Regions from separate parts of the Homo sapiens genome. Here region 2 is linked to region 1. A link is a contact called in ENCODE Hi-C or POLR2A ChIA-PET data. All regions are on one chromosome and are shown on one strand. Each heading gives the region's core, a stretch centred on a gene start or an enhancer-like site at or near the end of the contact. The rest is flanking DNA. Distances are from core to core; before and after follow the strand shown.

Region 1 (5,017 bases), core at 952-3,451:
CAGCCTCGCAAATAGCTGGGACTACAGGCCCGACTGATTTTTGTATTTTAGTAGAGACGGGGTTTCACTATGCTGCCCAGGCTGGTCTGTAACTCCTGGCCTCAAGGGATCTGCCCACCTCGGCCTCCCAAAGTGCTGGCATTACAGGCATGAGCCACCACGCTCGGCTGGATGTTCATATTAACACAAGATGCTGTATCAAGACCCACGCGATACTGAACAGACATGACCCTTATCCTTACATGTGAAGATGTGGAATGGTCCTCTCAGGTACATGACTCCACAGGGAATGTATATATTGTCATAATAATTCTACTTACTAACTTTGATTGAGCACCTATTGTGTGCCAGGTAATGTTCTCAGCAGGACTAGCTGCATAATTTGCAGGGCTCAGGGCAAAATGAAAACACAGGGCTCCTTGTTCGAACAGCAGAGAAAAGTGCTGTTAAAGGTACCAAGTACAGGCCGGGCACAGTGGCTTGCGCCCATAATCTCAGCACTCTGGGAGGCTGAGCTGGGAGGATCGTGTGAGCTCAGGAATTTGAGACCAGCCTGGGCAACGTAGTGAGACCTCATCTCTACTTCAGAAAAAAAAAAAATCAGCTAGGCGTGGTGTTGTGCACCTAGTCCCAGCTACTCAGGAGGCCAAGGTGGGAGGCCTGAGCCCGGGAGTTCAAGGCTGCAGTGAGCTATTACTGCACCACAGCATGCCAGCCTGGGCAACTGAGCAAGACCCTGTCTTAAAAAAAAAAAAGGGTACCAAATACAAAGTATTCTTTTTTTCATGATCTATCTGTGTAACTGTCCTGTTTGTAAATCTTCTGTTGAATATTATACTCCCTGCAGCATCAAGGATGCTCCTGGAGGAGTGGGGACGCTCCCAAGGGCTGGGGTCCCTGCCCTACCATTCTGTGTTCACAGGCGCATCCATCTGCCACTGAGCCCCACTCTGACTAGCCACTAGACCAATGCACCATGCCCTGGCTAGGGGCCAGGAGCCTACCACCCAATCTGTGGCAGAGAGGTCACCCTCCAAGGCATTGCAAAGTTTGCACCAGCACACACTAGGTACCTGGGTAGGCAGCAGGCAAGAGGCTTGCCCCCACCGGGGGTGCTCGGGAGCATGCTGTGTGCTCAAGACACCAGGGAACACGTGCCTTACCCTGATCCTCCTGCACCCACACTCAGGCCCTGCCCAGAGTGAAGGGTGGCCAGGTGGCCAGGTGGGAGTGGGGAGGGGGCCATGGAACCCAGGGTGCAGGGGACAGGGGAATGGGCAGTCAGGAACCTGCCAGGGGGAGGCAGGGAGGTGGGACCACACACTGCACTACAAGTCCATGATGCATGCGCACTCCATTGCCCTGTGGGAACAGAAATTCAAAGACAAAATCATTAAGAATTTCAGGCTGGGTGCAGTGGCTCATGCTTGTAATCCCAGCACTTCGGGAGGCTGAGGCAGATCTCATGAGGTCAAGAGTTCGAGACCAGCCTGGCCAACATGGTGAAACCACATCTCTACTAAAAATACAAAACTTAGCTGGGTGTGGTGGCACGCACCTGTAATCCCAGCTACTCAGGAGGCTGAGGCAGGAGAATCACTTGAACCTGGGAGGCGGAGGTTACAGTGAGCCGAGATCGTGCCATTGCACTCCAGTCTGGGTGACAAGAACAAAACTCCATATCAAAAAAATAAAAAATAAAGAATTTCAAGATGATGACTGCAGAACATTCAGTCCCAAGTGTGGGACCCTTTTGAGCATGGGGACGCTGTGTCACGGCACTAACAGCATACCCCTGAAGCCAGCCTCGTTCTGAGACTTTTGTGAGACTTATTAAATCTCCACGCAAGCCTATAAGGGTATTGTCCCCAATTAGCAGACAAGGAAGTTGAGGCATAGACAAGTGGCCTGCCCAAGATTGCTTAGCTGGGCGGATGGGTGGGGTGATACCAGCCCAGTCTCACCCACATCTGCCTGCTTCACCTTGCTCATTGCTGCTCTTCAGAGAATATTTGCAGAGCAATAGAAATTCAGAAGGACAGCCAAATAGTTACAGCTCATGCTCGTCCAGTTGGCATTAAAGCTCTGTCCTCACTGCAGTCCCCACCCCCCACCAATGGTTTGTTGATCCTCTCCCATAGCAGAAGCAGGAACACTGAAACCATGATAGGTATGAGCTCAGGAGACGTTCCCAGGAGATCTGCCTATGGCCTTGGGGAAAACTGGTAGAGCTGGTTGGAGCTGGCCCTCTCCCCAGCTGCCTTCCACAATTAGCTCAGGGGGCACACTTAGTCCCTCCTGGAGGTTTCACGACCTGGCACCAGATGCAGACCCTGGTCAGCTCTGTTAAGGAAGGACTCTGTGAGCAGGTGCTGGTGTCAGCCAGGACTTGGGGTAATCTTCTAGAACTTTACTGTAGTTTTTTCAGTGTCCACACTTCCTGGAATTCGTCTAGTTTATTTCACTGAAAGTGGGCAGGATCTTTGAAAAGACACTCTCAAAAGAATTGGATTCCCCTTATCTATTCAGCATTTCCTTTGTCACCAAAGTGATCAGTCAGAAGTAGTTAGAAAGTAGCCCCAACACGGCCGGGCACAGTGGCTCACGCCTGTAATCCCAGGACTTTGGGGGGCCGAGGCGGGTGGAGCACGAGGTCTGGAGTTCTTAGACCAGCCTGGCCAACATGATGAAACTCTGTCTCTCCTGACAATACAAAAATTAGCTGAGTGTGATGGCAGGCGCCTGTAATCCCACATACTCAGGAGGCTGAGGCAGGAGGATCGCTTGAACCCGGGAGGTGGAGATTGCAGTGAGCTGAGATTGCACCACTGCACTCCAGCCTGGGCGACAGAATGAGATTCTGTCTCAAAAAAAAAAAAAAAAAAAAAGTAGCCTCAAAAATTTAGACAAACTAGTGGTGTGCTGGTAATTGTTTTGTAAACAGCTCTCTGGAATACATTTTTTTTTTCTTTTTTTTTTTTGAAGCGGAGTCTCATTGTTGCCCAGACCTGAGTCCAGTGGCCTGATCTTGGCTCACTGCAACCTCTGCCTCCTGGGTTCAAGTGATTTTCCTGTCTCAGCCTCCTGAATAGCTGGGATTACAGGTGCCTGCCACCACACCTGGCTAGTTTTTGTATTTTTAGTAGAGATGGGGTTTCACCATGTTAGCCAGGCTGGTCTCGAACTCCTGACCTCAGGTGAGCTGTCCTGCTTGGCCCCCCAAAGTACTGGAATTACAGGTGCCACCGTGCCTGGCCTGGAATACATTTTTTTCAAAGGTGCTGTTTGTAGCTTTTAATGATTTCTATGGTGCTGATATTCCACTAAAACAAATTTCAGGCTACCAGGGTGATATCTCCCTGGTTGCAAAATCCCTGAAATTTTGCCAGTCTGCTCCTGCAGGCTGGTAAGACCCAATGTGTTTCCGTCCAGCACACCTCTTGACATGGACCTTCCATCAAGGACACCAAAGTGCTTTAGGTGAGTGTCCTAATTGTTCCAGTGATTTGGGGGCAAGCTGGAACAAGGAAAAAGAGCTATAATACAGTCATATCAATTTTACAGCTGAGCATACTGAGGTTCCAACACATAATATTTTGCCGCGGGTGCCCCAGCAAAGGCCCAAGCCTTAGATAAGGAGGCTGTTGAACAGCTTCCAGCTGAGACCATGTCACATGGCTGAGGTATGGAGATGGCTAAGGTGTGCCACCCTAGAGGCTATAGTCTTTAGGAAGGAAAGACCTTGAGAACAAGAGGAAGTAGTGACCAGATGCCTAAGTGGCGTGATTGATTGATTGATTGATTTTGAGATGGAGTTTCATTCACTCTTGTCGCCCAGGCTGGAGTGCAGTGGCATGATGTTGCTCGCTTTAACTTTGGCCTACCAGGCTCAAGCGATTCTCCTGCATCAGCCTCCCTAGTAGTTGGGATTACAGGCTCCCGCTACCGCGTCCAGCTAATTTTTTTGTATTTTTTGTAGAGACGGAGTTTCATCATGTTGGCCTGGCTGGTCTCGAACTCCTGAGCTCAGGTGATCCACCCGCCTCGGCCTCCCAAAGTGTGGGGATTATTATTATTATTACTGAGACGGAGTCTCGCTCTGTTGCCCAGGCTAGAGTGCAGTGGCACGATCTCAGCTCACTGCAACCTCCACCTCCCAGGTTCAAGCGATTCTCCTGTCTCAGCCTCCCGAGTAGCTGGGATTAGAGGCATACGCCATCACGTTTGGCTAATTTTTGTCTTTTTAGTAGAGATGGGCTTTCACCATGTTGGCCAGGCCGGTCTTGAACTCCTGACCTCAAGTGATCTGCCCCCCTCGGCCTCCCAAACTTCTGGGATTACAGGCGCGAGCCACTGCTCCCGGCCATTGTTTTTGAGACAAGATCTCTGTCATCCAGACTGGAGTGCAGTCGCATGATCATGGCTCACTGTAGCCTCAATCTCCTGGGCTCAAGCAATCCTCCCGTCTCAGCCTCCTGAGTAGCTGGGACCACAAGTGTGTACCACCACGACCGGCTAATTTTTTTGTTTTTTTATTTTTTAGTAGATATGAGGTCTGTCTATGTTGTGCAGGCTGGTCTCAAACTCCTGAGCTCAAGTATGCTCCTGCCTTGGCCTCCCAAAGTGCTGGAATTACAGGCATCAGCCACCGTACCTGGCCTACCCGGTGTGATTTGAAAGATGCTGCGAAATTCTCAGAGGAGGGATAGATGCTCTAGGCCTCTCCTCCATACTCAGGAGAGATAACATGGGGATGGTGGCAAAAAGAATCAAGTGACTTCAACAATTTCATTTAGTTGTAGAAAAAGCATTGACCCTGGCTGGGTGTGGTGGCTCACGCCTGTAATCCCAGCACTTTGGGAGGCCGAGGCAGGCGGATCATGAGGTCAGGAGATCGAGACCATCCTGGCTAACACAGTGAAACCCCTCTCTACTAAAAATACAAAAAATTAGCTGAGCGTGGTGGCATGTGCCTGTAGTTCCAGCTACTCGGGAGGCTGGGGCAGGAGAATTGCTT
Region 2 (5,274 bases), core at 128-2,627, 36 kb after region 1:
AGCTGAGGGAACCGGCTCCGGCCTTGGCCAGCCCAGAAAGGGGCTCCCACAGTGCAGCGGTGGGCTGAAGGGCTCCTCAAGTTCCACCAAAGTGGGAGCCCAGACAGAGGAGGCGCCGAGAGCGAGCGAGGGCTGTGAGGACTGCCAGCACGCTGTCACCTCTCACTGAGACTACAGGCGCACGCCACCACGCCCCGCTAATTTTTGTATTCTTAGTAGAGACAAGGTTTCACTATGTTGGCCTGGCTGGTCTTGAACTCCCGACCTCAGGTGATCCGCCTGCCTTGGCCTCCCAAAGTGCTGGGATTACAGGCGTGAGCCACCGCACCCCACTAAAGCAGGTGCTTTTAACCACTATTCCAAATTCCCAAATGTACAGACCACGGCATTGTCTGAACTGGAAGGCATGGTCAAAACTTTAGTCTGAATTATTAAAATCTTATTGAAGAATTTAATAACTGAGGAAAATAAGCAGAGAAAATATTTCTGGACAAAGGGACCAATTTGTTGCTTCTAAAATTATATCGCATGATATTTTGTTTACTAATATTTGAATTTGGCAATTGTGAGGCTAAGAAAATGGAAATGGGGCTGGGAGCTGTGGCTCATGCCTGTAATCCCAGCACTTTGGGAGGCAGAGGTGAGCAGACCACAAGTTCAGGAGTTCGAGACCAGCCTGGCCAACATAGTGAAACCCCGTCTCTACTAAAAATGCAAAAATTACCCGAGCATGGTGGCGTGCACTTGTAGTACCAGCTACTCAGGAGGCAGAAGCAGGACAATCGCTTGAACCCGGGAGGCAGAAGTTGTAGTGAGCTGAGATCATGCCACGGCACTCCAGCCTGGGCAACAGAGTGAGACTCTGTCTCAAAAAACAAACAAACAAACAAAGAAAATGGAAATGGTTAAGTTAGGGGAGCTGTAGACCAAGTCAGTACTCCAGTGATCAGACGAAGTAGCCCTCCTCAGTTTTTTTTTTTTTTTTTTTTTGAGATGGAGTCTCACTCTGTTGCCTAGGCTGGAATGCAGTGGCATGATCTCAGCTCACTGCAACCTCTGCCTCCCGGGTTCAAGTGATTCTCCTGCCTCAGCTTCCCAAGTAGCTGGGATTACAGGTGCCCGCCACCACGCCCAGCTAATTTTTGTGTTTTTAGTAGAGATGGGGTTTCACCATGCTGGCCAGGCTGTTCTCGAACTCCTGAGCTCAGACAATCTGCCCGCCTCGGCCTCCCAAAGTGCTGGGATTACAGGCATGAGCCACCGCGCCCGGCTCACCATGTTGGTTTCTAAGATTTCCTGTTTGTCTCTTGTTCCTTGTGTAAGAGTAGGTACTATCATAAATCCTGCCCTTAGGGCAAACGACCTTGAGGTCATCATACTTCAGTTCCTGCATAGCCCTTCTGAACCACCCCTCCCCTATGCTACATAAGCCCGGAGTAGGGGAGTGGCAGCCTGCGGATCCACCACCTCCATTAGCTTTTGTTTATAAGTCTCCATTAGGTGATTCCGGCTAAGAAACAGGATTTGTCAGCCTCTTTCTTTGGCCTCTCAGCTTCCTGGGACTCTGGGGCAGGTTTGGATAGTCCTGCCAACCGCAGAACACTCATCAAGGTGGGAGTGGAAACTGCTGCAGAGAAGAATCCCATTTGTGTTTGTGCTCTTACCCAGGGCTGGGATGTGAGGCCCCTCCTCAGTTTTTAACAGGACAAGGCCAGAAATGTATCAAGAATCATTCATTCTTCTGCAGCAAAACAAACCTCCCACTGCTCCCTGGAGAACAAGACAGTTTCAGAAGGGAAAAGATAAGAGTTCTTCTGAGCTTTCAAAGAACTTAATAGGGAGGCAAAAAAGAAAACAAACAAACAGAAAAACAATGCTTTCATAAAGTGAAGGAAAAAAATCTCTGGCTAATCTGATTGTTAAAGTGATTGTACCGAAATAAAAAATCTCTCAAACAGGCCGGGCACGGTGGCTCACGCCTGTAATCCCAGCACCTTGGGAGGCCGAGGCGGGTGGATCACGAGGTCAGGAGATCGAGACCATCCTGGCTAATACGGTGAAACCCCGTCTCCATTAAAAATACAAAAAATTACCCGGGCGTGTTGGTGGGCGCCTGTAGTCCGTTGTAGTCCCAGCTACTCGTGAGGCTGAGACAGAAGAATGGCGTGAACCCGGGAGACGGAGCTTGCAGTGAACTGAGATCGTGCCACTGCACTCCAGCCTGGGCGACAGAGCGAGACTCCGTCTCGAACAACAGCAAAAAATCCCTCAAACATTTGATCATTCCTACTCTTGGAACTAATAATATTAAATATATATTTGTAACATGATTGTTCATATTTTAATTATAGGTTAACAATGGTGCGTTCATACGGTGTTTGCTTGCTTGAAGAAGTTGCTTTATAATTAATATAGTATTAGCATATAATTTGAAACAACTGGCTGGGTGCGGTGGCTCACGCCTGTCATCCCAGAACTTTGGGAGGCCGAGGCGGACAGATCACCTGAGGTCAGGAGTTCGAGACCACCTGGTCAACATGGTGAAACCCCGTCTCCACTAAAAATACGAAAATTAGCCGGGTGTGGAGGTGCATGCCTGTAGTCCCAGCTCCTCGGGAGGCTGGGCAACAAGAGCGAAACTCCATCTCAAAAACAAAACAAAACAAAACAAAATTTTAAAAAAAGCATGAAAGATGTAATTTTTTAAATAAATAAAATTAAAAATAATTGCCTGTTGCTCAGGCTGGAGTGCAGTGGTGCAATCTCCACTCACTGCAACCTTCGCCTCTATGGCAAGAACTTCGGAAGGGCACAAGTCATATTGCATAATGAGCGTGACAAGCCTCAGCTTGTTTATGCCAATATTTCTGACACTCACTTGACCATGGAGGTTTCTGTGAAGGCCACAGCCAGGTACCCAGTAGGCCATTAGTGAGCATCTGTGGTGAACAAATGAACCTTGCAGGCCACACACTGGGAGATGCTGCTGTAAGGCAGAGGATGGTCTACGATAATATTACATACAAAATGCAGGAGATACTCTTTTGAATAGGTGGCGTCTTACTACTCCTTCAAGCCACATACAAGGTTAGCATCCCCACCAAGTCAGCCCTACTTTGTATAGGCTCAGTTTCACTGAATGGAAACTCCTTGAGGGAAGGGATTAATGAATGCTTACTGGATGAATAAATTAACAAACGAATATCAGAATTGCTTGAACCTGGGAGGTGGAGGTTGCAGTGAGCCAAGATCACTCCAGCCTGGGGGACAAGAGCGAGACTTTGTCTGAAAAAAACAAAAAAAAAGTAAAAAAAAAAGTAAGCATGTTGGGCAGTAGGGAGTGGGAACTGAAATGAAAAGCTATGTGTGCTCATATTGGCCAACATCTTAAGTAGAATTAGAATAGTACGGTTCCACCAAAGCTGTCTTCTCAGACACTTGATTTAAGGTAGTCTCTTCCTTGAGATGGCATCCATTTCAGGACAGAATTAGAATATTAGAGGAACTAAAGTTAATTATTAAAGCCTTAAAAAGTATGGGGCTGGGGCTCACCCTAACCAGTGGCATGGTCTTTATTTTTTTATTTAATTAATTAATTTATTTTTTTGAGACAGAGTCTTGCCCTGTTCCCCAGGAGATGGAGTGCAGTGACACGATCTCCGTTCACTGCAACCTCCGCCTCCCGGGTTCAAGAGATTCTCCTGCCTCAGCCTCCTGGGTAGCTGGGATTACAGGCACGCACCACCACGCCCGGCTAATTTTTGCATTTTTTTTAGTAGAGACAAGGTTTCGCCATGTTGGCCAGGTTAGTCTCGAACTCCTGACCTCAGGTGATTCACCCGCCTTGGCCTCCCAAAGTGCTGGGATTACAGGCGTGAACCACCACACCCAGCCTATTTTTTTATTTTTTATGTTGGCCAGACTGGTCTCAAACTCCTGACCTCAGGGAATCCACCTGCCTTGGCCTCCCAAAGTGTTGGGATTACAGGCGTGAGCCACCACACCGGGCTGGCATGGTCTTTATTAACAATGAGGACAGGTGGGGCATGGTGGCTCGGCCTGTAATCCCAGCACTTTGGGAGGACAAGGTGGGCGGATTGCATGAGACTAGGAGTTTGAGACCAACTTGAGCAACATGGTGAAACCCCATCTCTACAAAAAAAACAAAAAAAACAAAAATTATCCAGGCGTGGTGGCGTGCACCTGTAGTTCTAGCTACTTGGGAGGCTGAGGTGAGAGGATCTTGAGCCCAAGAAGTCGAAGTTGCAGTGAACAGAGATCGTGCCACTGCACTCCAGCCTGGATGACAGAGCGAGACCCTGTCTCAAAAAATGTATATATAACAACGACGCTGTTATTTCTGTATGGGAGATGTCTCTGTCCCCAGTCTGCTAGAAGAGAACTGGCCAAAATATATTAATTGAATGAAATAGGAATTACGGGAATTTGGAAATGGAGCTGAAGAAAATGCAGCCAGTGCTAATCCAAGGCTAAGTATTCTCCACGGGGAAGATGACTACGTGGGGGTGTGAGTTCCACGAAGACAGAGCAGCCGAGGAGGAAGGAAGGACCAAGGCCAGGCCTGGATGCCACTGCAGGGAGGGTGGCCTTTTCATTTTCTGTGAGTGTTTCTCATTAGTCAAAAAATGTGCCTGGGTTTGTATCCTCTTGTTTACCAGATGAAGGGTTGCCCTGGGGGGCCTCTGGGCTCTGGGCTACAGTAATGATTGCGGTGAAGAGGATGACAATTTACATTTCTATGGTTCTCCCTAGAGGACTCAGCCTGGGGAGGAGTGTTCTGACTACATTTTAGTGTTAGACGATCAGATTAAAATGAAGGTCAGAGAATCTCACAGAATGCGAAAGGGAAGACCGGCTGGAGAAGTGGGTGGGGAGGATGTTAGGGTGGATTGTTTCTAACCCTCTCTTCCCTCACTGACTCTTTTGCAGGTCAGCACTCCGCCCACCAACTGCCTAGTTCTCTGCTCACTGCAACCTCCGCCTCCCGGGTTCAAGCAATTCTCCTGCCTCAGCCTCCCAAGTAGCTGTGACTACAGGCGCCCGCCGCCATGCCCGGCTAATTTTTTTTTTTTTTTTTTTTTGTATTGTAGTAGAGGCAGGGTTTCACCGTGTTGTCCGGCTAATTTTTGTGTGTGTGTGTGTGTGTGTGTTGTAGTAGAGGCAGGGTTTCACCGTGTTGCCCAGGCTGGTCTCAAACTCTTGAGCCCAGGCAATCCGCTTGCCACCGCCTCTCAAAGTCCTGGGATTACAGGC

The links. A loop is a pair of places that touch in the nucleus more often than their neighbours do. ChIA-PET counts read pairs that join two places held with the same protein, here RNA polymerase II (POLR2A). Pooled maps may share reads with other maps.
Region 2: a map of PC-9 shows a loop between it and region 1 (6-fold over the local background). The contact joins two enhancer-like sites. A Hi-C loop is called at or near these places in 1 of 168 maps with a recorded cell type or tissue (PC-9), 1 of 37 single-sample maps with no recorded cell type and 1 of 50 pooled maps. POLR2A ChIA-PET finds 5 or more read pairs at or near these places in 5 of 52 experiments (A549, GM12878, HCT116 and 2 more).

The regions. Positions count from the first base shown.
Region 1 is chr7:152,502,415-152,507,431 of GRCh38, forward strand. No RefSeq gene overlaps it. Among named protein-coding and RNA genes, the nearest start is that of LINC01003, 41 kb to the left of the region's middle. Within about 2 kb of position 2,202, at least 3 of the 41 ENCODE cell types and tissues checked have a DNase peak (open chromatin) inside an H3K27ac peak, as active enhancers do; they include PC-9, where a contact is called at or near this core.
Region 2 is chr7:152,539,259-152,544,532 of GRCh38, forward strand. No RefSeq gene overlaps it. Among named protein-coding and RNA genes, the nearest start is that of LINC01003, 78 kb to the left of the region's middle. RefSeq lists an enhancer at 5,073-5,274. Within about 2 kb of position 1,378, at least 2 of the 41 ENCODE cell types and tissues checked have a DNase peak (open chromatin) inside an H3K27ac peak, as active enhancers do; they include PC-9, where a contact is called at or near this core.